2 separate regions of the Homo sapiens genome follow, and region 2 is linked to region 1. Evidence: read pairs that join two places in POLR2A ChIA-PET (ENCODE). Cell type or tissue: PC-9. All regions are shown on one strand. Links, peaks and the distances in the headings refer to the core of each region. The heading gives the core; the rest is flanking DNA.

Region 1 (12,921 bases), core at 4,236-9,235:
TCAGGATTTAATCGTTAATACACACATGCTTAGAACTGTGTCTGACACACAATGAACACTCAATAAATAGAAGAGGCAATGGTTGTTATTAGGTTTGCAATTACTTAATCCTCTTGAAGTGTCCCTGAAGCCTTCAGCTCTGCTCCAGTCTGAACAGATCCCCCTCTGATGATGACCGCGCAGCTGAGGCTTTGGGATGGTTCTTGCCTTGCTTTTTTTGTTGCAACTCTTACTTCGTGGATCTTGTCTTAGCTTACTTCTCGTTTTGGTGGAAACACCTTGCTTTTATCATCTCCAGAGAATAAATCTCCAGACTTCTACCAAGATGAAGGCCTGTTGGTGATTGGCAGAGTGGTCCTTTTGCTACACGTCAGTGAGGAGAAAATCGAGGGTTCTGCTCCTCAAACACATTTTCAATCGACAGTCCTGTGTTAGCCCTACTTCAAGAGGAAGCTTGTACTACTAACTCCTGAATCTTTTGGGGGGTTTTGTAGTTCAAGCTGGATTGCTTCTTGATTGTTCCCCTGCCAACTTGGATTTCAGCTTTCTTGGGTCTACTGAAACCTAACTGCTCCACTTCTCCATCTGCTTTTCAGCTTCCAAAATTATGTTGCTGATGTCTCCTCTCCCCGTCACTTAGTCTCTAATTACTTTATACCTGAGAGGGAAAAAACCAAACCCTTTACTATTACTGTATTGAGAGGCAACTGAGGTTAAAGCTTATGTTCAATCTGCCATCTTTAATCAAAAGTCTATTAACCCTACATCTTACTGGTACAGTAGCTGAGGTACCACAAGAGGGTGAATAATTGGTGGAAGCTCGCAAAACCAGTAAGAATCAGAAAGTGAACTCAGGATCAGGTCAGCCTGATCCTAAAGTCCAACCCTTCCCATTGGAGCACACTCCCTCTCCAGGGAAACGTGGGGCCTCTTCCAGTAGGAATTGTTTATTGGAAATGTGTCCCACTTTGGCCAGGCAGGGTGGCTCATGCCTGTAATCCCAGCACTTTGGGAGGCTGAGGCAGGTGGATCATGAGGTGAGGAGATCGAGACCATCCTGGCTAACACGGTGAAACCCCATCTACTAAAAATACAAAAATTGGCCGGGCGTGGTGGCGGGTGCCTGTAGTCCCAGCTACTCGGGAGGCTGAGTCAGGAGAATGGCGTGAACCCAGGAGGGGGAGCTTGCAGTGAGCTGAGATCGCACCTCTGCACTCCAGACAAAGTTACTACAAAATGTCTTTACAAAGTCACCAAAGCTCACCATGCCGCAATTTGTTAGAGGGTTAATTTTTTAAATTATAATGGTGCTTGGTAAATCTCCTTGAATTAATGAGCCTTGCAGAATTATGGCTGATGTGAAAAGGTATATAGTTAGCATCTGTTTGTTCTGTGCATATATCTCTCTTCCATGATGTACATATATTTTAAGGAACATTTCTTTGGGTGCTTTTGAGACTCTGTCTCAAAAAAAAAAAAAAAAAAAAGAAATGTGGCCCACTTTGACATCGGTACCAGGATAACTACCATTAGACCTTGAAGATTCAGGTGACATCTCTCGGCCTACTGCTGGTACCGTGCCACATTCCATGTCCCCCTCCTGAATGCCCCTGCACTTTTGCTCCGTGAATTCTTTTAAAACCCCAGGCTCGGTCCTCTGACCTTAGTTAGAAAGGTTTCCTAACAGGAAAGAAAATGGGTCCGGCAGTGGGGCCCTTTCCCTTGCTTGCCCTATAATACGATTGTCACCTGAACCTTTCCCAATGATCAAAGTACCTGTAGGAAATCTAAGAAGCCCCTTCTCAGAAAAAGTCTGGGGTCTTTTTATCAAAAAGGCAATGAGAAGGATATTTTTAGGCCTCACTCACCAACAATTACTGCTTTCAACTCATGAGCAACCCTAGACCACATCTGCCAAACTTGGCCTGTGGGTCCCCATCAGTCTATCCTACACAGCCTAGCGGATAAGAGTACGGGCTCTAGAATCACATGGACTGGGGGTTCAATCCCAGCTTTGCCACTTACCTACTTGTGTGGACTGAGGACAAGTTACTCAGTTCTCTAAGCCTTGGTTTTCTCATCTATAAAATGGTAATAGCTGCAGTATTCACTTTATTGAGTTGCCATCAGTTTAAATGAGATATCGTATATTAAGCATTAAGTATAATATCTGGTCTGGTGCCAGGTAGGGCGAACACCACAGTATCCTTCACGGTGTTCCTGGGAATGAAGCCCCCAGCAGCCTGCACCCTCAGCTCCTGGCCCTGCATGTAAACCTCAAGGGTCACCAGAAGCTTGCCTCAGGGTTCCAGGGTTGCCCCCAACCACTCAAATCTTCCAAACAATGTGTACTGGGGACAGAAACTTTGGTTATGTAAAAGTTTAAAAGAGTGAAGTGATGCAAGCTACTTTAAGGATACCGGAGATAAATGATCTATTTATATTTTTATGGTGAAGACATAAATAGAAAAAAACACAGCACCCAAAGAAATGTTCCTTAAAATATATGTACAGCATGGAAGAGAGATATATGCACAGAACAAACAGATGCTAACTATATACCTTTTCACATCAGCCATAATTCTGCAAGACTCATTAATTCAAGGAGATTTACCAAGCACCATTATAATTTTAAAAATTAACCCTCTAACAAATTGCAGCATGGTGAGCTTTGGTGACTTTGAAAAGACATTTTGTAGTAAGTCTGTCAAAATAGAATAATGAGGAGCTCCTAAATCCCAACCTTAACTATTGACCCACAGACATTATAAATTACAGGACAATGTTGTTTTATACTGTATTCATTCATTCAACAACTATTTACTGAGCGCCTACTAAGTGCCAGGCATTGTCTGGGCCCTGGGGATGGAGCATGCACAATGGAGACAAAATCCTTCTTCCCACAAAAGGTGTTTGCCAGTGAGGGGAGAGGGGCACCAAATGTGCTAATACGTAATATTTTTATATAACTAAAAATTACTATAAAAATAGTAGTGGAATTGAATTACATACTTCAAATAAAGAGAGTTGGGTAACCCAAAAATCTAGCCTTTGGATTTGAATCCTATGAAGGGTAGATGGAAAGAGAGAAAGAAAAGAGGAGAGAATAAAGGGGAAAAAAAGAAAGCATCAGAAGGAAGTGAAGGAGCTCTGAGGCTCATGAAATAGGAACCCAGGAAGGACCCTCACCTAGAGACCCTGGGTCCAAACACCCTGGTTTCCTCCCTTCACCCTACAGGGAATGGATCCCCAGTGCAGGGAGAGGGAGGCCCCCTTTGGGTCCCACTCAGGATGCAGAGAACCCTGACATGCAGCATCCCAGGTAGGGAGAGAAACAAGCTGACCAAGGGGAGTTGATGGGGTCACAGACGACATGGAGATCTGGGGGGACCCTGTATTCTTGCCAGTAAGTGACAGCAGAGACTGAGGGCTCCACGTAAGACGCCAGCCCTGTTTCTGAAGTTTGAAAAGGTGCTGATGTTGGCAAATGGGCAAAGGAGGCCGGCTGGCTGCTAAAGGACATGAGGCTACTGTGTTTAACTTGAGGAATGTACTCCCATTTGGAGTAGGTGACTTCACTGAAGGGAAATTCTCCGGAATTATCTTAGGTCTTGTGGACTATGCACAAACCAAACAAAAGTATATTGATTTACAGTGAGAAACTTAACTGTCATTGAGTCCAGAAGGCAGTGTGCCTGGCACTTCATGTATATTAATTTATTTAATTCTCACAAGAACCTGAATGCAGTAGAAAATATTATTACTTCCATTCTACAGATCAGGAAAGTGAAGGACAGAGAAATGAAAATAATGGTGAGTGAATACCGAGCTGTGATTCAAACCACGGTGATGTGGCTCCAGATTCCATACCCTTAACCATTGGGTTACGTGCTAATTACAGGAGATGAAAAAAGGAGGAGGATTTAGAAAGCGGTTTGGGTCACTGGGTATGTGGTATCATGCACTGATGATTCTGTGCAAGTTAAAGCATGTGTTTGCATTTAACCTGTCTTTGTTAGTCCTTTCCCCATCACCACGTTTTATTTTGAACCTGTTTTGCTCTGTTGATTTCAAGGTGTGGTGCTTGACATATAAAACACAAGCTTCTCTTACCTCTGAATGAAGAAGGCAGTGATTTGGGTGAGTTTGACAGAATAAGTCATCTATCTTCCATTTTGATACAGAAATCCTAAGTGATCAATCAGTTGTCAAAACTTTTTAGATAACTCTAATCAATATTTAGGCAGGAAATGTGCCTTCCAGGCCCAGGCTGGTAAAAGTGAACATGCTCTACCTTTCCTAGCTCGTGTTAGTTTCCATTTTATTTTGAGGACATGGCTGATTATGTTAAATTCTAGTTTTAGTTCCATGTCTTCCTTCTCACCTTCTCAGCCCTAATCTTTGGACCAATGCAGTCAACAAACATATTCTGATTATCTGGTATGTGCCAAACTACACTAAGGGAACAGAGATGAAGAAGACATTGGTTCCCCCAGGAAGAGAGGCGGGAAGGTGGAAGGAAGCAGGAAAAGGCAGATAGGCCTAGAATCAGACTCACTACTTGAGATGGGATGAAGGTGAAGACCCTCCCTGACAAAAGAGTAGTAAGCAATAGCAGACAATTCTACCTTTACCGTTGGTGAGGAACACAACAAAAAACAAAACCAAAAATACATTTGGGCCATTGTTTTCATTCTCCTGCTCCTATGCCTTCAACTAGGAGCTTGTCACAGCTGATAATAAGCAAAGGGGACATGGAGGGGGTTCATCTCACCTTACTAGATATTCTCTGATGAAAATCTTTACAAGGAGCTAGGAAAAGCAAAATATAGTTGGTCCTCCATATCCATGGGTTCCATATCCATGGATTCAACCAACTGTGGATCAAAAATATTTGAAAAAAGAAAAAGATGGTTTGGTCCATACTAAACATGTACAGACTTTTTCTTGACATTATTCCCTAAACAATACAGTATAATAACTATTTACATAGAATTTACATTGTATTAGGTATTATAAATAATCCCGAGATGACTTAAAGTATACAGGAGGATATGTGTAGGTTATATGCAAATACTATGCCATTTTATATCAGGGACTTGAGCATCCCTGGATTTTGGTATCTGCTGGGGGTCCTGAAACCAATCCCCTATGGATACCAAAGTCCAACTGTAGTTATAGCGAACAGATTCATAATCCACACCCTACTAGGCATTCTTTTAAAAACCCCTCCTCTTTTCAAGAGTAGAGGAGCCGTGAAATCCAAGGCCATCACGCATAGACCACAGACCGGCAATGCTGGAGTGGACCATGAGACTGTGTGAGCCCACTGCCCTCACTGCACAGGTAGGAAGCAGGTTCACAGAAGCTGAGTGACCTGTCGAAGGTCACACCACAGCTCGTTCGTCAGAACCACTACAGCCTGCATATAATCTTCTCTAATCTAATTCTCACTGCAATATTATAGCCTGGATATTAGAGCAGCATTAGATATACTCGGAAAACAGTGAGAGGCCATGGGAGTAACAATGTCATTAAAGTCTTAATTAAGGACACACGGTGACCTCAAGCAAATCTCACCATTTTTACCCTGTATCTCCCTGCTGCTCCCTCTCTTATCTCCCTGCTGCTCCCTCTCTGTCATGTCAGTTCTAGCTTCTTATTCTAAGAAAACTCATCCTTATCTCACTCCACCAAACCATACGAGACTTACACAGAAAAATGCCCCTTCAGTCCTAAAAACAGGATGGCTTCCTGGCATCATTCTAGTCCCTACCTCCGTTAAACTAAGTAAAAAACATGTAAAAATGCCTCACTCTTTGAAGGGAGTGTGAGACAACCAATTGCCACATGGCACTAAAAATGGTAACACTGAAAAGGTTCTTTGTTGAAATGCATGGCTTATTTATCCTATAGCCTCTGAAAACATATGAGGCCCGTGCAATTACTTTTAATATTTCACCCATGCCAATCTGTCAAAGCACCACGTCAACTGAATGCAGCCGGCTGTGCCAGACAATACATTTGCCAAGACAAAAGCAGGATTCGACTGGACCCAAGCTCCCCCAGTTCTCAGGGCAGGCCACCTTCTTAAATCTGACAGCCTCCACATGCACCAGCTTCATTTTTGCAGCAGTTCATGCACACAGAGGAAGTTTCAGAGGATGGAGAAGCGGGAAAATGGCTACGTGGCCCTGAACAAAAGGCACATCTGCTCTTCTGCATGCATTTTCGTCATTCCTAAATGAATCTGTGAAACCTGGCCCGACTGTGTGTGGGGACAGAGGAGGAGCTTGGCACTCGTCCCTCATCCCTTAGGGTTTGTTAATCTCTTTACACTGTCTTCCAAGGTAATATTCAAATCAACCACACAGCTCAATTTACTTTGCTTGTGACTCTAATTGAATAAATCTAAAATAACAACAGACGCACTGGCCCAGAGCCTTGGCCAAATTTTTCCTTAGACACTTAAAGCACATTCTGGCTGTTTTAATTCTGCCTGCAAGCAGGTAAATGCACTCTTGTCCAGTGCCTAATTTTACACCAGAGGGAGAATGACTGTCATTCTGTGTACTGTTTCCAAGGTGGCTAATATTTACTGATGGGTAGAAGCTTTGCAGAAGTAACCCAATAAAAACTTAAGCACCCTTGAAGGTGGGGAGAATATTCTCATCCAAGTTGGTTAGCTGGCCTTTCACACAAAGATGTTTAATAAGGTACTATTCTGTGCCTGCATATCACTTCTTCAGAATCATAAGTGCTGAGTCGGCTCTGAGAGTTTGTTCAGTCTCTTTTCTAGGTTATGTTTAGGTGAGTCTTCAATGATCCTGAGTGTGCAGCTATTCCCATTTGTAAACGTATCCAGAGAACAACTGCTCTAATAAGCCTGCCACTCATTCTAGTTTCTCTCAATCCTTTTGGAGAGGGTAAGAATTTTAAAAACTGGATCATTACCTACTAGGGGTAGGAATGCAGGCTGAGCCTTAGGAACATGGCACAATAAGTAAGCAGCCAATGATAGTTTAGAACAGGTAGGTCAAACTTCAGAATGTCCAAGCTTTCCTCTGGGGCACATCACCTAACAAGAATGTTTTCGAGGTGACTCACGCCTGTAATCCAGCACTTTGGGTGGCCAAGGTGGGCTAAAGATGCTGAGTATGTTTTTAAGGTCATGAGAGTAGATCTGCTGGCATTCTTGCAGCTGTCTGAAAACAAGGGTTAAAAGGAAACAACAGGCCAGGCACGGTGGCTGACTCTTGTAATCCCAGCACTTTGGGAGGCCAAGGTGGGCAGATTGCTTGAGCTCAGTTCAAGACCAGTCTGAGCAACATGGTGAAACTCCATTACTACAAAATGCAAAAGAAAAAATAGCCAGGCGTGGTGGTGCGCACCTGTAGTCTCAGCTACTTGGGAGGCTGACATGGGAGGATGACTTGAGCCCAGGGAGCTTGAGCTGCAGTGAGCTGTGACTGCAGCACCCAGCCTGGGTGACAGAGTGAGACCCTGTCTCAAAAAAAGAAAAAAAAAGCAAAAGAAAAAAGAAACAACAAACATGACTGGCACCTCTCCAAGAAGGGAAGGAAACTGCCAAGGATGGCTGCGCTATGGCTAGGTGGTGATGGTGCTGTGGCAGTATCTGCTGTCTTAATGACAAATGAAGACACCCCCAGAAGCGCAGGGCCATCACAACAAGCATGTCTGTTTCTCAGTGGGCAAGAGTGTTCATTACATCTGCATCCAACATTTATCAGAGTTTGGAAACTCTTTCTCGTGGGTACAGTAAATGCCCCAGCAAGCACTGTCAGGCCAAAAGCCTCTTCTAGCTTCTCTACAGAGACCAAATGGCCTTCACCTTCTCAATAAGTCTGCCACACACTTGACCCTAGCCCCTCCTCGAGTTTTTCTTCTAGGTAGAATTATTCCAAGTCTTTCTTTCCCTTTTCCAGGCCCTAGTGTCTCATGAAGCCCAGGTACAATGAATGCTCAGGCTGGTAGACTGTGGATCAAGCAGTTTACCCTTGGAAATTGGCTCCAAACCACTGGGAAGTCTGGTCAGAAGGTGTAGTCTTAGCAACCCAAACCCCCCTCCAGTACAGAGCACCTCTGAAGTCAACCTCATACTTCAGTGAGAGCCAGCCAGTTGCCTTATCTTTGTATATAAGGGTAGCATGTGATAAGTTACCTTAACGTGGCTGCTAATACCACCACTGATGCCCAACACAGTGAGGAAATGTTTACCGAGTGAATGAACGAATGTCGGCATCACTCCCTGGAGCAGACCTCCATGCTTATTCAGTATCTCACAGCCTGCACGTTTTGGCTCCTATCTGAGGTTTTTCTCCTTATATTCGTCGTCTGCCCTTCTGAGCCCACATCTTGTTTCTAATCACAGCTCAGAGTGAAGCACGTGTAAGGTAATTACTCCTCAGTGTGCTGTGGCAGCGCTCATTGATTAGAAATCGTTTTCACAGGGAACACTATAACAAGGAGTTTTGATCAAAGGTGGATTATTATTTCAGTTCTTTGCCTCACCCACGTACATTTGCTCCCTCCTCCTGAAAGAAAATTTGTGCGTGTGAAGACAGATCCTAAGGGAGACAGGAATTTTTTTAGAATGAAGCTATTTATTTCTTTAAGTAATCGTAAGTAAATATTTCTTTAAAATAAATTACTAATCAAGCTTTTTCCTGAAACTCATGCTCTGAACCCATAATGTCGTTCTCTTTAAGCTCATCTCTCTGGGAAGAGGCTGTGTTCACGTCCAGATGTCCTGCATTGCAGGGCCAGACCCAACCACAGCCAGCGTGAACACGCTTCAAGGCTGCAGGGGACTGGGGTATCAGGATCCAGTGGGCTCTTCGAAGACATCAAATGGTCTGTGGAGATTTGATGAATCCAGCGAGTTTACTTACAGGTCCTGTCTTTCTGTGCCTGCCCTAAGAGTGGACTGAACTCAAAATAACGAGCAACTACAGCACACAAGGCATTTCAAGTGTGTCCTTCTTTGAAGTTGTTTACAGCTGTATACATCATTCTCTTATCGAATACTGGAAAGCAGGCATCTAAGGTCTGCAGCAGAAGCTGAGGTGAAAAGCACAGGAGGAAGTTCAATTTTTTTTTTTGACATTTAAAAAATCATCTTCCATTCTTCTTCCTGAGATGCTGGGTTAGATTCCATATGCAAGAGGGAAGACAGGGCATGCTCTGATGTCAAGTCTCAATGACTGCTTTAGATGGAGAAAGAATAACTCAAGACATTCCAAAAGGTTTTAAAATTACAATTTTTTTTTAGTAACATTTTTACCTTGGCATAAGGTATCATTAGTCCTTAATCCAAGCAATCAGAAAGCTTAGACAAGAAACTTAACAAAAAAGTCCTATTGGGGATTTACAGTGCTCAGAAGAGCACTTCCCATGGATTGTCCTGGATCAATGTAGCTCAAGCTTAAGTCTATCACTCTACCTTTATAGTGCCCTAGAGAAATAAACCTATTCCTCCCAAAATGATAAGCTACATGCGTCTAAAATATGTATTGTGTATGCAGATACATATACACATATGCATGTGTTATAATACACACATACAGACATACACACACACATACAGACACACACAAATATACACATACATATATGTATGTATGCACCTATGTAGTATTAGTGTGAGTCCTTGGCTAAGGAGATCTTATTCATTCAGTGAATATTCTAATTGTGCAAGCATTATGGTAAGTACCAAGGATAACATCAACAGATTTCCTACCCTCAAGGAGTTAACAGTCTAGTGAGAGGGACATAAAGTCAGTAAGTGTCAAACAGCAGCTTTCCGATGGACCTACATGTAGGTACGGTGACCACCAAGGATGATGACCGTGGAGAACAGGGGCATCATGAAAGCTTTTCTAAAGAAGTAGCCTTGAGAAGCATCTTAGAGGTGTTTGCCCAGAGGCCTCGGTGTATGAGATCTTTGATACATGGTTATCTTTGATATCCTGCTCTTGGTATGTATGGTAACTTATCAATAACAATTTGGGGTATGCAAACATCTTCTATATTAGCTCAAAGGGCTGACATCAATCCTGAGTTTCATTACCTGCCCTTGGCATCCAGTGAATGCAGCCTAGGTGCTTTCCTTAGAACTGTGGACATGTGAGGCTGGGCACAATGGCTCACGCCTGTAATCCTAGCACTTTGTGAAGGCGAGGTGGGCAGATCCCCTGAGGTCAGGGGTTTGAGACCAGCCTGGCCAACATGGCAAAACCCTGTCTCTACTAAAAATACAAACATTAGCTGGGCGTGGTGGTGGGCACCTGTAATCCCAGCTACATGGGCGGCTGAGGCAGAAGAATCACTTGAACCCAGGGGGTGGAGGTTGCAGTGAGCCAAGATCATGCCACTGCACTCCAGCCTCGGTGAAAGAGTAAGACTATGTCTCAAAAAAATAAAATAAAATAAAATAAAATAAACTGGGGACACGTGAAACGGATAGTGCAGTTTACAGAGTGCAGGTTCACCAGAAATGCCTGGTGAACTGAATCAGTTGGTGCCCTTGCCTCTCAGTGGCCCTGTGATGGCATACCACTGTGAGCAAGAAACACACCCAGGGAAGTGAAGGGTGTTCTGAAAATAAAGACAATGTTGCAGAACAACTGTTTGCTATTCTCACAGTACTCCTCTTCCCCAGAGGATGACAAGCTGGCCTCCTCTCCAGCCTGCACTGGGAGGCTTTGTCAGGAAAGCTTTGCCATTAGCATAGCCATGTCAACCTAAAGGGAGAAACTGAGGCAAAATCAATAAGAGGGGAGTTGATTAGGGCCAAGATAAGAGCTTCTTAGAAGACTCAGACACAAGTAACCTTGGATATGAATTCCATTTGACCCTTGTTACAAGCAGGATTTAAAAGCCAAGAAAAGGGACAAGGAGTGGGGTGTCAGAAAGGTGTTTGTCAGGAATTCTCATTAGTTTACAGAAATAGCATTGATTAGTGATTGGCTATATGCAGTTGAACTATGTGGTATGGGTCAGGTGTCTGGTGTGCAGTATTGTTAGGTTAATTTGTGGCTACTTGTGACAAGTCGGCCTAGAGGCCGCATAGCAGGCGGCTTCGAGAGATGATTAATTAGCTCAAAAGGGCAGTGGGATGTGGCCGCTGCCTCAATCCCATGCCTCTCTGGGCCTGATAATTTAGAGGTAGCTCACGTTCCTCAGACAAAATGTTTCTTTTTCTTCCTCAGTAACTATGTGAGCAAACCAGGCCTCCAGTCTGTTATAGGGACCTAGAAGGAGTAACATTTAGGTGCTCCAACTCGGGGGAAGCTCGGGCTGGGAGTGGCCAACTCGCAGATTTAGCTTCCGTGTTTGCCGTGATATGAAGCCAATTCAGATCTGCTGCATCTCCTTTAATCCTGCCATGACTGCTTAATGGCCGTGAGACCTTAAACCCGTAAGTCAGACGCTCTGAGCCTTGGTCCTCCCACAGTACCAGTACATAATACGGGACCTCATACAGAATGGGCACTCAATGGCATGTGCAAGTACGTGTGTACACGTGTGCATCCAGGCATGTGTGCGCGTTTTCTCAGGTACACACACACACACACACACACACACCTGACAAAAGTTCCCTCAAATGATTAAAGGAAAAAGGGACTTGAAACACACACACTCCCCCAAAAGTTAAACATTATCTTGGGAATACAACTTTTACAAGCTCAGTGCAATAACGGAACAGATATGGCAAAATGGATCCCGATGTTAAAAAAACGTTTTTCCGAAACCCACCAGATGAGCTGAGAATTTACTAAAGAGACCACTGAGGAAAAGCAGGGGACCCACTTGGGGCACTAATGCTCTGAAGTGAGTGGAATAAAGCAGGTCACTCTTCAAAGACCTCTGGGTTCCAGCCAATGCCCAGGATGTGACAGGCAGCAACAGGGACCCCAGCACAGAGGCACTGACCCCATCTTCAGTGGTAAGCAGCCACTGGTCATCAACGAAGTGTTGTAAGTACAATAGGACACTTTTCAAGCGCTTACACTCAAGAGCCTCGCTTGGCACTGTTCTTAGCTGACTCATTTGCAAATAAAGAACAAATGTGGATAGAAGAAGAGAGGAAGGTAGGTCTGATTCCCCAGTTTACAACAGAATATGGCCTTTCCCAGGCACCAGAGTTTCCCATAGGGCATTTATGCAAAGGACCCCATGGAAACACACCCCTCTACTTAAGCAAGAGAAATCTACTTCTCATTCTTGAAAATCCCCAAAGGTATCCTGAAGATATCTGTCATGATTCCCAGATGAGTGCCTATCTTTAGGAGTTCTTTTAAGTACAGGGTGTAAACATGGTAACATTTCATATGCAAATTTCAAATAATCACTGAGAACAATATGGCTTCTGGTTAAGTGGTAACTCCCATGATGGGACTTGAAATGCAAAGGCAGAGAGACTGGGCCCTGGCACTGGGAATATGCTGGCCACCGAAAGGCTGAAGAAACACATGTCAAAATGAAAAATCCAGTACCTTGCTTTGAAATATGTGGATGTACGTTTAAGCACTTCAACTCATTTTAGACTTATAATACTGCTTTTAAGGTAGGGTTATTACATCAGTGGCTCAGAGAGGCTAAGTAACTTGTCCAGATGAGAGAGAAGCTGGGGTCAGAACACAGGTCTCTTTCTACTACATCAATCAATTTCACCGTACATGCATTTTAGAGAAATATCTTTAAGACAGAGACTTCATCTTGTAGTTGACAGGCTATACAAGTTGCTAGTCAGTTATGAGTGCTGCTATGAGCAGCTTTAGAGTGCCTGCCACCTCCAAGGCCCCTGTACAAGTCTGTGCTTGGACCTCATCACCAGGGCTGGGTGCCAGGCATTCAGCTGTGAGTGGCCTGAGCTCTGCCCAGTGGAGGCCCCTATCC
Region 2 (12,921 bases), core at 3,477-8,476, 180 kb after region 1:
AAACCTTAAAATGCCCATTTAAGGATTGGTTAAGAATGGGTAACCACCTGTGGCAATAAATAAATAAATAAAAATAAAAAATAAATTATTAAATTCATACAGTCAAAAAATGTAAACCACAGATAGAAACATTTAATCTAATTTAAACAAACTAATTCTTAAAAATGGAGGGCTCAACAACCAATAAATCGGGAAGTGACTATTCAACTTACAGAATAATTCACTGCTGGTATCCCATGGTCCATCTATAAAACTTTAATTTGTATTCAATGTCTCAGGAGGACATCTGTTGCACGAACTGAAGAATATGTGCCTCTTATCATTCCTGCACAGGCTGTGCTAGTAAAGAGAGAAGTCACTGCAGCATAAGGCCGAGGTGCCCATGTGCTCATGGGTTCAAGGAATCCATAGAAGAGCCAGCATGGGCTGCTGACTCCAAATGGGCTCCATTCCCAACTCAGTGCTTCTCAGAGGTGGGTAACAACTTCCTGCACCAGAATCACCAGGGGTGCTGCTTCAGTCTACAGATCCCAGGCACCACACACAGCCTTGCATTCGACTCTCTGGAAGGAAACAGGCATTTTTATCCAGCTCCCCAGGTTTGAAAATCACTGAGTCACTTTGCCAGCATGCCTGAGAATGAGCTCTCAGTGGATGGCTGGGTGCCATCAGGACCATTATGAAGTCTCATATCCTCTGGGTTGATGTGAAACTGAAACAAGCCTAGGGAATAACAAACAAACAAAACTTCCAATGAGGTATACAACATATTTCCTTATCTTCTTCCACTAAACATTTATTATGTTTTCAGAGCTAAGCCTGGGAATATAGAGCTGACTAAGACATGGCTCTTGCCTTTAAGGAGCTCAGCATCTAGTGGGGGCAACAGGAAGGAGACCAAGAAATGACACAGGCATGACAATGGCACCGGAGAGAGGTACACAGAGCATTTCAGAAATACAAATAAAGGTTTCATGTTGGCCTGGAGTTGGGGATAGGAATGGAAAAGGAGGGGCAGAGGCAGGATCTGTGAAGACTTTGCAGATGAGAAGCAAATTAAATCTTCAAGGATGAGTAGAAATTAAGGGAATGGGGAAGGCACTACAGCCAGGAGTGGCATGTGTAAAGTTACCAAGGCAAAGAGAGAAGGAGCATTCAGAGAGCTACGCATTACCCATCGCCGTTGAAAAGAAAGAACTACACAGGTGTTGTGTGTAAGAAATGAGCTTCAGAAGTCTGCAAAGATCAGAAAAAAGAGGCAGGTCTGTCCTGCTAAGGGCCACACACCACAGAGTTATTGAGGTATGTTAAAAATAAGGATAAAATTGATTCTCCTACAGTGGAAGCATTATAGACATGGGAAGAATCCAGACAGAGGTTGATAAACTATTTTTGAAAAAAAATTCTTTTTTTCAAAAAAAGTATGGCTATGAAGAGGTCTTTATGTTATATAAGTTCAAATTAAATAAATAAAAAAAGCTAATGATGCTTACATTAAAAAAAAAACTTCCAATGAATGGACTTTTAATGCCTCCATTTATTGAAAGAAAAAAAGATATCTCCTAGTGCTTATCAAATAATTTCTGACAAATACCAAAGGTTATAGGACTGGTTTTCACAGGAGTACTTAGAGAGACATGGCTATAGAAGGTAACACTGGGTTGAGAATTAGAGGTGTGTCCATCAGTGTTAATGGGGATGAAACAGATAAATGGAAAGACCAGGGGGTCTTTAAAAAGTCAGAACAGAAAATCGATTGGAGATATAGTCTGAAGCAAGGTGCTGAGCTGGTCTAGTTTTAGTTAGAAGCCAATGAGCAAAATAGCAAGTAAATTATAATACGCAAGTAAGACTAGTATAGTGCCCGGACTAAGTTAACTTTAAACTAGTATTAACATAAAATGAAGAAACAAATAAAAAGTATGCACATCACCAACCAACCACCTTGCTAACCGTGCTCTCAGAATTCTGTTTTTACTTTTTCAAATGATGTAGGCTTAACAGACAGTTGCTGAAGATGAAGAGCACAAGTTCAGTTTGCATCCTAATACAACTACACAAAAATTAACTATTAAAAGCAGATTTTTTTCTCCTCTTTTTGCTTTTAAATAGATTTGACTAGTACTTGAGATTAAAATGGACTTTTCCAAGGATGTTCCACATATCTATTCCTTTCAAGAGGACTGTATTTAAAATGCCTCCAAGAAATGAAAATCTACTCAGTAAATTTCAAAACTCTAACATACTCTTCATAACTCAGTTCAAGCTTCCGCACTCTCCACCAGCTAGAGGGTCTTCCTTATATCTTATCTAAGGCCCCCATGCTGCAGCCCGCACGACTCCTCTAGTTGTTCTCTTCAAGGACACTGAAAAAGATAATTCATCCTCTTTGTAGAAAGATGTTCATTTTGTTATTTTCATGTTAAGATGTGATTTCATTAATAAATTGTTGACCTCTCCAAGGAGGCCAATTTCTTTCTTTCTTTCTTTCTTTAACCCTGTAAGAGATACTTTTCTCTGGTTTGTGGTTTGAAAAATTTTCATGTATTATAAAAATGTACGGAATGCTGGTCTGCTGCTGATTTCACAGTTATAGGAAAATACTGTATGTGGTCCCAGTACTATACGAGCTTATAAATGAAAGAGGAAAATAGGTATCTAATAGGTTGAGGAAAACCTAAACACTACTAAGGAATGTTCTCATTCCTGGCAATTGAGTAAAGGTAAGGAGAGCATTCGAAACAGAGAAGGGAAAAAGTGACAAAGCAATCTTATAGGTTCAGCAAGGCCTGACTCGGGCAGCAGCTCTTTCTCCCCTAACATATCCCCAATAGTGAGGAAGACCTGGAATAAGCTAGAAGACAGCCCAAGATTCCCAATGACTCCACCCAGAATGCTCTGATGGACTTGGAGGACACTGGCCTGAGGGCCAGTCCAGGTCAGGACTGTCCATTGTGGGAGTGTGAAGCCTGCACATATGGTGGAACCAGCTGCTGATCAAACCAGCTGCTCTGCCGAGTCGCAGCCTGTTCCTCAAGCTCAGCTGGGTGGCAACATAAGAAACTATTTCTGTCTATCCAAAATGTAATGCTGGCCCCTTAACAGGGACTAACTTTCCTTTGCATTTCTAGGAAACAGCACACAGCAGGTGTTCAATAAATGCTGCTTAGAAATGAATAAACTGGTTAATAAAAAAATAAGATGGAGAAGTGCAACCAAATGTACATACTTAAGTCCAGAGGTTGAATCGTGGTTTACTCCACAGCACCTGCCATGAATCCCGACACTAGAACAACCCCTTATGAAACCTGCTGTGCCTGAAGTTATTAGCACGACTACATTACCTTACTAAAGACTCTTCCATTCCTTCACTTTAACAAGGCCTTTCCCAGCTGGCTATTACTGGGAGAAGGGGAGAGAGGAAATCAGTAATGTAAACCAGAAGGAAAATGAAAGAAATGCAGGGTTGAAACATGCTGTTAAGGGACTCACTATGCAGAATCCACCAAGCAATTTTCATGCACAGGGCAACAGAAAAATGACATGTGCTATGTGCTTTAATCCCACTTTTTTTTTTTTAAGAAAACAAATCTGCTCATAATGCTGTTGATATATTTATGCCACAGGCATAAGAAATGAAATCCACAGATAATTTGTATTATTAAAGTTTTAACACACCTATTATTGTTGAAAATTTTTCCTATGATAGTTTCAATACAGGTATAATAACATAACAATGCTCTTTCTCCTTCCTTACAAAGACGAGGCCACAAAACAAATGCCCTAAACTCAAGAAAGGAATTTTACTGTTAGTTTTTTTACAGATGACAAGAAAGTCAGCCCATGCAATGGATGAAAGTAGATCCACACCAAGGTACACAATGTGAGGTTTCAGAACGCACAAGGACAAAGGAAAGGTTCCTGAAAGCCTTCTAGAACTAATAAACAACTTTAGCAAGGCCACAAGATACAAGATCGTCATATGAAAATCAATCATATTTATATGTACTAGGAATAAACAATCTGAAAATGAAATTTAAAAAGCAATCCCATTCACAATATCGTTAAGAAGAATAAAATACTTAGAAATAAATTTCATTAAAGAAGTGCAAGACTTGTACTCTAAAAACTATAAAACACTGCTGAAAGGAATTAAAGATGATCAAGTCAGAGGCCCAGGGTCCGGCCTCCAGCTTTCGTAAATAGTTACTGGAACACAGCCCATTGTCCACACTACTTTCTCACCACAATAGCCGAGTTGAATAGCTGTGGCAGAGACTGCAGGGCTTACAAAAATAATTCTTCACTACCTAGCCCTTTCAGAAAAAAGTTTGCCAAGCTCTGATATAAATATAAATTCCATCCTAACTCAATACTATTGAGATGGCGATTTTCTCTAAATGATCTAAAGATTCGATGAAATTCCTATCAAAATTCCAACAGACATTTTTGTGAGATTGACAAAATTGGTATTCTAATACAAAGGCAGTAGAATAGCCAAAAGAATTTTGAAAGAAGAACAGTTTGAGAACTTAACACTAACCAATTTTAAATAGATTCTAAAGCTTCAATAGTCAAGACTGCACAGTTCTATATACAGATTTTCAACAAAGATACCAAGGCAATTCAATGGGGAAGGACTAATTTTCTCAACAAATGGTTCTAAACAAATGGATATACACATTCAAAAAGATGAATTTAGAACATTTCCTTATGTCACACACAAAATTTAAATCAAAATGGAAAATATAGCACAATGCAGGAGATAAAATAATAAACTTCTAGAAGAAAATATATGGGAGAATCTATGTGACTTGGGTTAGTCAAATAGTTCTTAGGTACAACACAAAAATCATAATCCATTAAAAAAATGGATGAATTAGATTTCATTAAAATTTAAAATTTCAAAAGATACCACTAAGAAAATAAAAAGACAAGCCACAGACTAGAAGAAAATATAAGCAATCATACATATAATAAAGATCTTATATCTAGAATATATAAAGAACTCTTACAACTGAATAATAAGACAAATAATCCAATTAAAAATGGGCGCAATATTTGAATAGGTATTTAATCAGAAAATATATACAAATGGCTACTAAGCATATGAAAAGATGCTTAACATGATTATTCAAGAGGAAAATGTAAAGTAAAACTAACGAGATACAAACTCACTGGGATGCCTATTTTCAAAAAGTCAGATAATACAAAGTGTTGGTGAAGATGTAGAGAAACTAGAACCCTCATGTATTGCTCATGTACGGTCACTTTAGAAAAAGTTCAGCAGTTTCTTTAAAAGTCAATCATAAGCTTACCATACAACCCAGCAATTCTACTCCTGGGTGCCTACCCCAAAGAAATGAAATCATATGGCCACATAAAGACCTGTATGTGACTGTTTATAGCATCTTTATTCATTACAGACAAAAACTGTAAAGGATCTAAACGCCCACTGACTGGTAAATAGATAAATAAAATGTGTACAATACTATTCAACAATAGTAAAGAACAAACTACTGAGACATGCTAATAGGATGAACCGCAAAACACTGTGCTAAGTGAAAAAAGCCACATGCCAAAGACTACATATTGTATGATTCCATTTACCAAAAATGTCAAGAAAAGACAAATCTATAGAAAGTAGAATAGTGGATCGCACCACTGCACTCCTGTCTGGGCAACAGCAGTGAGACCCCCCTCTCAAAAAAAGGAAGTAGAACAGGTGGCTGCCTGGGGCTGGCAGAGAGTCAGGACTGGCTGCACATGGGCATGAGGAAACTTTTTGGGGTTGATTGTGATGGTGGCTGGAAAACTCTATAAATTTACTAAATAATCCTTGAATAATTACCTAAAGTTTTCCTCAATAAGCTATTAAAAAAATGTTAAGTCCCAGGGAGAAAAACTGGCTACAAATAAATGATCAGAAATTAAAATATCTGGGCCAGGCGTGGTGGCTCATGCCTGTAATCTCCGCACTTTGGGAGGCCAAGGTGGGTGGATCACCTGAGCTCCGGTGTTCAAGACCAGCCTAGGCAATGTAGTGAAACTTTGTCTCTATTAAAAATACAAAAAATTAGCCAGGCGTGATGGTGCATGCCGGTAGTACCAGCTACTCGGGAGGCTGAGGTGGGAGGACTGCTTGAGCCTGGGAGGCAAAGGTTCCAGTGAGCTGAGATCATGCCACTGCACTCCAACTTAAATGACAGAGTGATACCGTGACTCAAAAAAAAAAAAAGACTTTAAAATGTCTGCAGTCCATCAAAACAAGCCCATAAACACACACACATACACAAACACACACACACACACACAGCCCTGGTGTGGTGTGTATGGTGGAATGGCACTCAGCATTCATTTCCACTCCCATCTGCCTTTCTGTACTACAGAATCCACAAAGCTAAACACCACATTTCCTGGCCTTCCTGACAACTGAGTTCCTTGAGTAAATTAGGTTTCTCCAATTAGATGTACTCAAGTAAGACTTGAGAAGTGAAGGTGGAGGCCATCATTCTGCAGCTTGGCTCGTTCTCCTGGTCGGCATGTAGAGGGCTACTGGATTGTTCTATAAGTACTCCAGCAGTCAGTCACCAGCTTCATGGGTATCAAGAGGCAGTAGCTGCAATGTAAGGTTCTGATCCTTGGACTGCAGCTACAGCAGAATGTTCTTGAAGTGAATAGTCACAGAGGCGGCCTCCTGACTCCCTCCCATCCCAAAGTGGCAGATAAAGCAACACCCCTGGCAGGCCAGGGCAGCTGTGTGGTTCTGGAGCATTGCTGGAAACCTAGTCTCAAGCCCACTCCTCCAGCCCTTCCAATAATTTAGAAAGCACCTAATATCTGTTTTAAGTCTCTTTCTGTTTAAAATAGCTAGTGTGGTTTCTGGCCCTCCAACTGAACGCCTGAAAAACATAATACACAGGAAGACACAGGAAGCAGTATACCTATACGATAAAAGAACAGCCTGCCTAGGCAGGGGCAGGTCAGAGGCTCTGGGACAGACATCTCCAAAAGATCAAACAAAAAGAGCGATGTATGTGAATGTATTGAGAGTCAGTTCAGGCAATTTGCAGAGAGTATGTGTTTGCATTATTGAAAAGCATACAGAAAACTAAGCAGACAAAAAAAGACTGAAGAAAAAGTTATGTGAAAGAGAAAAGGTAATTACAGTTTACTAAATATTTTACCTGTGGATAGCATCAGTCAAAATAACCTAATGCAGAGCACCGATCTATCCCAAAACACGCTCTAACTGCAGAGAAGTTAGATGAATGAAAAGGCTGCCTTTTGGTTGGTTTGGTGTTAGGGTAGGGAAGACATGGCTAAGTCCTCATATTTCACGTTGCATGGTCAAAGGAGAATATTTAAAGCGGAAAGAAATCAAGGAGCAGCAATACGAACATGTTACTTAGAGATACAGAGAATGATTCCAAAGACTCAGATGTCAAACAGTTGAAACTGGCAGCCTCTAAGGAGGAAGAAATAGGAAGGTGGAGGGAGGTGGGGAAAAGGGAAAGGCATACAGGAGACTGCTGGGGCTTGGCACTAAACTTTGCAGAATGATTTGACTCCTTAAGCTAGAAAGGGAGTAAACTTTAATGGAAAGAATAGAAGTCTTTTTTTAAAAAGAGTAAAGCAAGAGGAACAGGCAGTGACATGGAGTCTCTGCATCATTCTAAGGCCAAAGTGCTGTGGTCAAAATGATGTCCCTCCCGCTCTGGGCACACCGACATGGGCAGCAGGCAACCGGAGCACATTCCACCACCGCCCACAAAGGTGGCTGGGTCACTGAGCCAACAGCACAAAAGAGGAAAGGAAAGAAGTTCCCACAAAAGTGGAGCCAGAATAATATAAGAAAATCAAATCGAAAAGACATCCCAGTATACTAGGGTCAAAAAAAAAATCATAAATTGCTTTTTAGAGATAAAAGATCTGGAAAAAAAGTTTGAAGCAACCACTAACAACGAACTCTGTCCAAAAGAGTTGTGAAAATACCAACATTTTTAGCTAAAGGTTAATTAGATTGCCTAAATTCAAATTTGTTTCTGATGTATCCAAGAGTTTCCATTTCTAGAAATATGTTAAACTAATTTGTTTTTCTTAGAAGTAATGCAGGTCCAAGACACGGATTATTAGACTGCTCTCAGAGGAATCATGTTTCCCTCCATGCTGGCCACATGGACCAGTGTCATCAGTTCTGTTGAACATTAAGAGACAATGTTAACGTTTCACAAAGCAACACATCAAGTGGAAACAAATCCATTTCATCAAATTAATATATTTCATGCTTTAATTTTAATGGAATGCATCTGAGAGAACAAAAGAATAAAAACTACTACCACCATCCTTGTTAAAATGTATCTTCAGGGTAGAATGGCACCATTTGTACAGTCATGGATGGCCCTTCTCACCACAACAGACAAATCTGCACTTGCCTGGCAAAATTTCATTCTTCCTGCAATCAAATTGCTACCAGCATGTTTGTGAACACTGTAAACCTGCCCATGTTGATTCTTGAAATGAAAAATATCAAGGGAAATAAATAATCCTTTACTCCCTGCCATTCTTAGGAATAAGAAACAGACATTTTGATGAGGTAGAAGAAACAACAAACATGTCCTTATTTAGCAGGCTTCTGCTTGGAAGTGCCAGTCTCAATATTATCCACGTGTATGAGGTGGATTATATAACTGCTCAGGGCTGATGGGCCTGATCTCTATGTGGGAAACAAGATCCTGATTTTATGCTCTTAATAATTCACTATGATTAGCAGTTATGGGGGAGGTGGATCTGAGTCACCTCCTGCTCTTCCCATTTGTGAATTCATGTTTGACTACAGTGGCCCTTGCTCTGGCTGGCCAAGGGGCTGGACAGCAGTCCCCTTCTAGGGCTCCAGTGCTCCTCAGCCCTGGCAGGAAGGCCAGCTTTGCCAGCCTAGGCTTCTTGCATCCCTAGCCCTGGAAGGGCCTCAGGTGTTTCAGACACAGGTACAGCCAGCTCTTGCACAAACCCCTTTCCTGCCAAGCCAGGACTGCATTTCCAGTCATGGGCAGGCTTTGCTGCAAATGATTACACAGGACTAAACCTAGACAGACCTGAGGAGCAGAAGGCAGAGTCAAGCCAAACCAGAGCCAAGGGGAAGGGAGCCAAGGGGACTTGGCCATGGGAGCAGACACACAAGCTGCGCCCTGGAGCTGATCGAGTCCCTCGCAGGAGAGGGCTGGGCAGAGGAACCACGACGGCCATGCGGAAGCCACACAAGAGCGATCCAATGTCTCATCTCCGCCCTCAATCATGGCCTCCGCTGATGCCAAAGTAAACCCATTCAGCTTCAGGAGGCTTTTCAGCAAACAAAGCATAATTTGTACGACGGATCTGTGTGTTACAGGTAGGAAATACTCCTGAGTGGGGAGATCTGGAAGCTTTCTAATATTACAATGCTCTTCTATTGCTGAATTTCTCCCTGGATTTATAGCCTTGGTTGACACATCAGCTTGTGAGTTACTTATTTTTCTTTGACTCAGTTTCCCCTGAGAGAAACAGAAATAAAAACCCTATGTTTATTTCCACCTCTCAAATTCAACTATCCAGGAATTAAATTCTGTTTATTTCAGGCTATTAAATATTCATGGAGTCCAAGAACCAGGTGCTTTAGGAGATTAAAAAATAAATAAAACACAGGCCCTGCTATCAAAGAGCTCAGACCTAGAAAGTTTAAAAATATTCTCAAATAACCATGTCAAAAGGTAAAATGTGGTAAATATCACAGGAGATTATGATAACAGTCTGCTCAACAAACAATTTCAGGGGATCTGGTATGTGACAGGCATTGTGATAGGCACGGAAAACAAGATCAAAAACGTCGGCCAGCCCTTCCCCCGCAGCTGTGGATGGTGCAGCAGGGACTGAGAGATTCAGGGAGGAAGAAATAATCTCTGATCCCAGTGGCCGAGAATTGGGTGACAGGGTGCTGGCAAGCTCTGATGGCACTGCCATTCAATACCCATGCCCCCTGACCATAGGGGTGGGAGGTGGGTGTGGTGGAGGATGTTGGCAGGCAGAGATAGTGAGTCAGCTTCTGAACTGTGAACACACACACAATGGCCTGCAGATGAGACAGGGTGCACCCCATGTGCTGGAGACACCGGGCTGCCAGCTTGCCCACTGACGTGGACATATGTAGGGGAAAGGGAGGAGGGTGGCTCGGGGCCTGGCTGGACAAGCAAGTATTCGTACTTTTGTCTTGCACACAGTAGAGGATCACGGGCATTTGAAATGACACAACTGGAAGCTAAATCCAACAGCAGGGGAGACCCTTACCAAGGCGAGGTAAGTGGGCTACCCTCGGCCTCCCTTTCCCTGCTGTTGTTTTGGTAGCTGGACAGGGCTAGGGACAGGAATATCCTTTCCTTCTGTGGACGGTTTGGGGGTCATGAGCAATGCCCTGAGGGAGCCATTTTCACCAGCCAAGGTAAGATGGAGCCTCACTTTCCAATCTTTTCAATCCTGCCTGCTAATGACCCTGCCCATCTCTTTTTTTTTTTTTTTTTTGAGATGGAGTCTCGCTGTGTTGCCCAGGCTGGAGTGCAATAATGCCATCTCGGCTCACTGCAACCTCCGCCTCCCAGGTTCAAGCAATTCTCCTGCCTCAGCCTCATGAGGCTGAGCTTACAGGCACGCACCACCAAGCCTGGTTAATTTTTTGTGCTTTTAGTAGAGGTGGGGTTTCACCATGTTGGCCAGGCTGGCCTCGAACTCCTGACCTCGTGATCCGCCTGCCTCGGCCTCCCAAAGTGTTGGGATTACAGGCGTGAGCCACCGTGCCTGGCCAACCCTGCCCATCTCTTTATTCAACATATTCTCCAGCCACAGCCTTTAATCACACAGAACCTTTCATAAATTGGGACTAAATAGTAAGCCCTTCAAATGCTGCGTGAATGCAAGCTGTAGGAGGACAAGAACACGGCTTTGTTTGTACTCTGCTGTATCTCAAGCACCTGGGAGAGTACCTGGCACATAGTAGGCATACAATAAATATTTGTTTATTTTTTGCTTTTTGTTTTTTTTTGAGACAGGGTCTTGCTCTGTCACCCAGGCTGGAATGCAGTGGCACAATCACAGCTCACTGCAGCCTCGACCTCCAGGCTCAAGCAATCCTCCTGCCTCAGCCCTCCAAGTAGCTGGACTACAGATGCACGCTAATGTGCCTGGCTAATTTTTGTAATTTTGGAGAGACAGGGTTTCACCACGTTTCCCTGGCTGGTCTTGTACTCCTGGGCTCAAGCAATTTGCTTGACTTGGCCTCTCAAAGTGCTGGGATTACAGGCATAAGCTACCGCGCCCAGCCTTGTTTGTTAAGTGAACAAATGAAGCTTGATGCATGGAGGGAGTATAAACTGAGATAATAAATAATCTTAAATACCATTTCTAATAGCTTCCTTTTATAGATGAGAAACTGAGGCTCAGAGATGTCAAAGGATTCCTCTAGGGCAAACAGTCAGCCAGACAGTAATCAGTTAGTTAAAAAACTATTGTCCAGGCCTCCGATGCTGAGTATAAAGCTCTTTCTACTATCCTACATTACTTCTGTTTTTTGCATTTTCAATGACCTATAATTAAGAGCAATGAAATTAGAAAGCAGCAGTTTATAGATCTCCAAAGAATTTTATTCTAAAGATGTTTAGAACCTCCATGACACAGGATATTAAGGTAATAAAAACAAATTAGAAGTAGGATGGGGGAAACAAGCTGATTTCAGGTCAATGAAATGAAAGCAACACTCTCTCTCTGTGCATTTACAACGCTGCTGCTTAGAATTTCTGAGATTACCTCCATTACTCTGCTTTGAAATTGCTCAGTAAACTACATCAGACATTACTCCACTAACACTCTCACAATCTGGCCGTCCCTGCTGCTTCCCTGGAGACTAACACATACCCAAGCTTCAAAAATTTTCCCTTGGCAATAAAAGTGTATATATTTTGAAAGGCAATAAAATAGAGGCTTGTGTCATCTTTGGAGGGGCTTTTTGGAATCTTCTGCAAAGATTTAAAAATCAAAAAGCTGCTTGGTAACCATCTGCAGGGTAAGAAACAAATAAGCAATAACCAAGACGGTTTTGAATGAAAACCGGAAAAGGAAATCTCCTCACAATGACATCAAAAACAAGTACACGTGACCACCCGCTCTGTGCCAGGTATCGTGCTAGATGCTGGTGGGTCAGCAGTCTATGACCAACAAGGTCCTTGTCCTCAGGGCACTTGCAGTCTTGGGAAGGGGAAGCTAGAATCAATGACATTAAATAAAGACATAATCACAATTGGTTTACTACAGTGGTGATGCCTGCTGTGAACAAGACATGCAGGTGCTACTGGAGTGGGTCACAGGGTCATCAGATGTGCCCAGGCAGTCCCAGCAAAGGAAGGGAGAACCGAAAGGCTTGCTCAGCTGGAATGACGGTGAAGGCGGGTCCGCATGGCCAGAGAGCTGGTCAGAGCAAAGCAGAGTAGGCATTGCCTTGGAGGACACATTCACTACAGATTTGGACCTTTACCCTCAGAGCAATGAGAATCCAAAGATTATACGGAGATTATCGGGACCGAGAGTTAACTGTTAAAAGATTATTCCTTAAAAAACAAGGCCAGGCTCAGTGGCTCACGCCTGCAATCCCAGCACTTTGAGAGGCTGAGGTGGGTGGGTCACAAGGTCAGGAGATTGAGACCATCCTGGCTAACACGGTGAAACCCCATATCTACTAAAAATACAAAAAATTAGCCGGGCATGGTAGCATGCACCTGTAATCCCAGCTACTCGGGGGGAGGCTGAGGCAGGAGAATCGCTTGAACCTGGGAGGTGGAGGTTGCAGTGAGCCGAGATCACGCCACTGCACTCCAGCCTGGGCGACAGAGTGAGACTCCATCT

The links. Peaks named below come from ENCODE experiments on the same cell type or tissue, not always from the same donor. Only the 100,000 strongest peaks of a DNase experiment are listed, where the experiment ranks them.
Region 2: POLR2A ChIA-PET joins it to region 1 with 5 read pairs; 3 of 35 experiments call an interaction of 5 or more read pairs at or near these places.

Annotation. Positions count from the first base shown.
Region 1 is chr6:5,638,826-5,651,746 of GRCh38, reverse strand. The region is part of intron 6 of FARS2 (phenylalanyl-tRNA synthetase 2, mitochondrial); the gene reads right to left. Among named protein-coding and RNA genes, the nearest start is that of FARS2-AS1, 190 kb to the right of the region's middle. RefSeq lists a silencer at 11,915-12,135 and an enhancer at 11,881-12,744. In PC-9, for the core only: no CTCF peak of the experiment used is centred there; a DNase peak (open chromatin) is centred at 7,006.
Region 2 is chr6:5,454,361-5,467,281 of GRCh38, reverse strand. All of the region lies in intron 4 of FARS2 (phenylalanyl-tRNA synthetase 2, mitochondrial), which reads right to left. FARS2-AS1 (FARS2 antisense RNA 1) reads left to right here and starts at 9,207. Exons shown (of 2, transcript NR_125848.1): 1 at 9,207-9,388. RefSeq lists an enhancer at 9,583-10,569. In PC-9, for the core only: no CTCF peak of the experiment used is centred there; no DNase peak of the experiment used is centred there.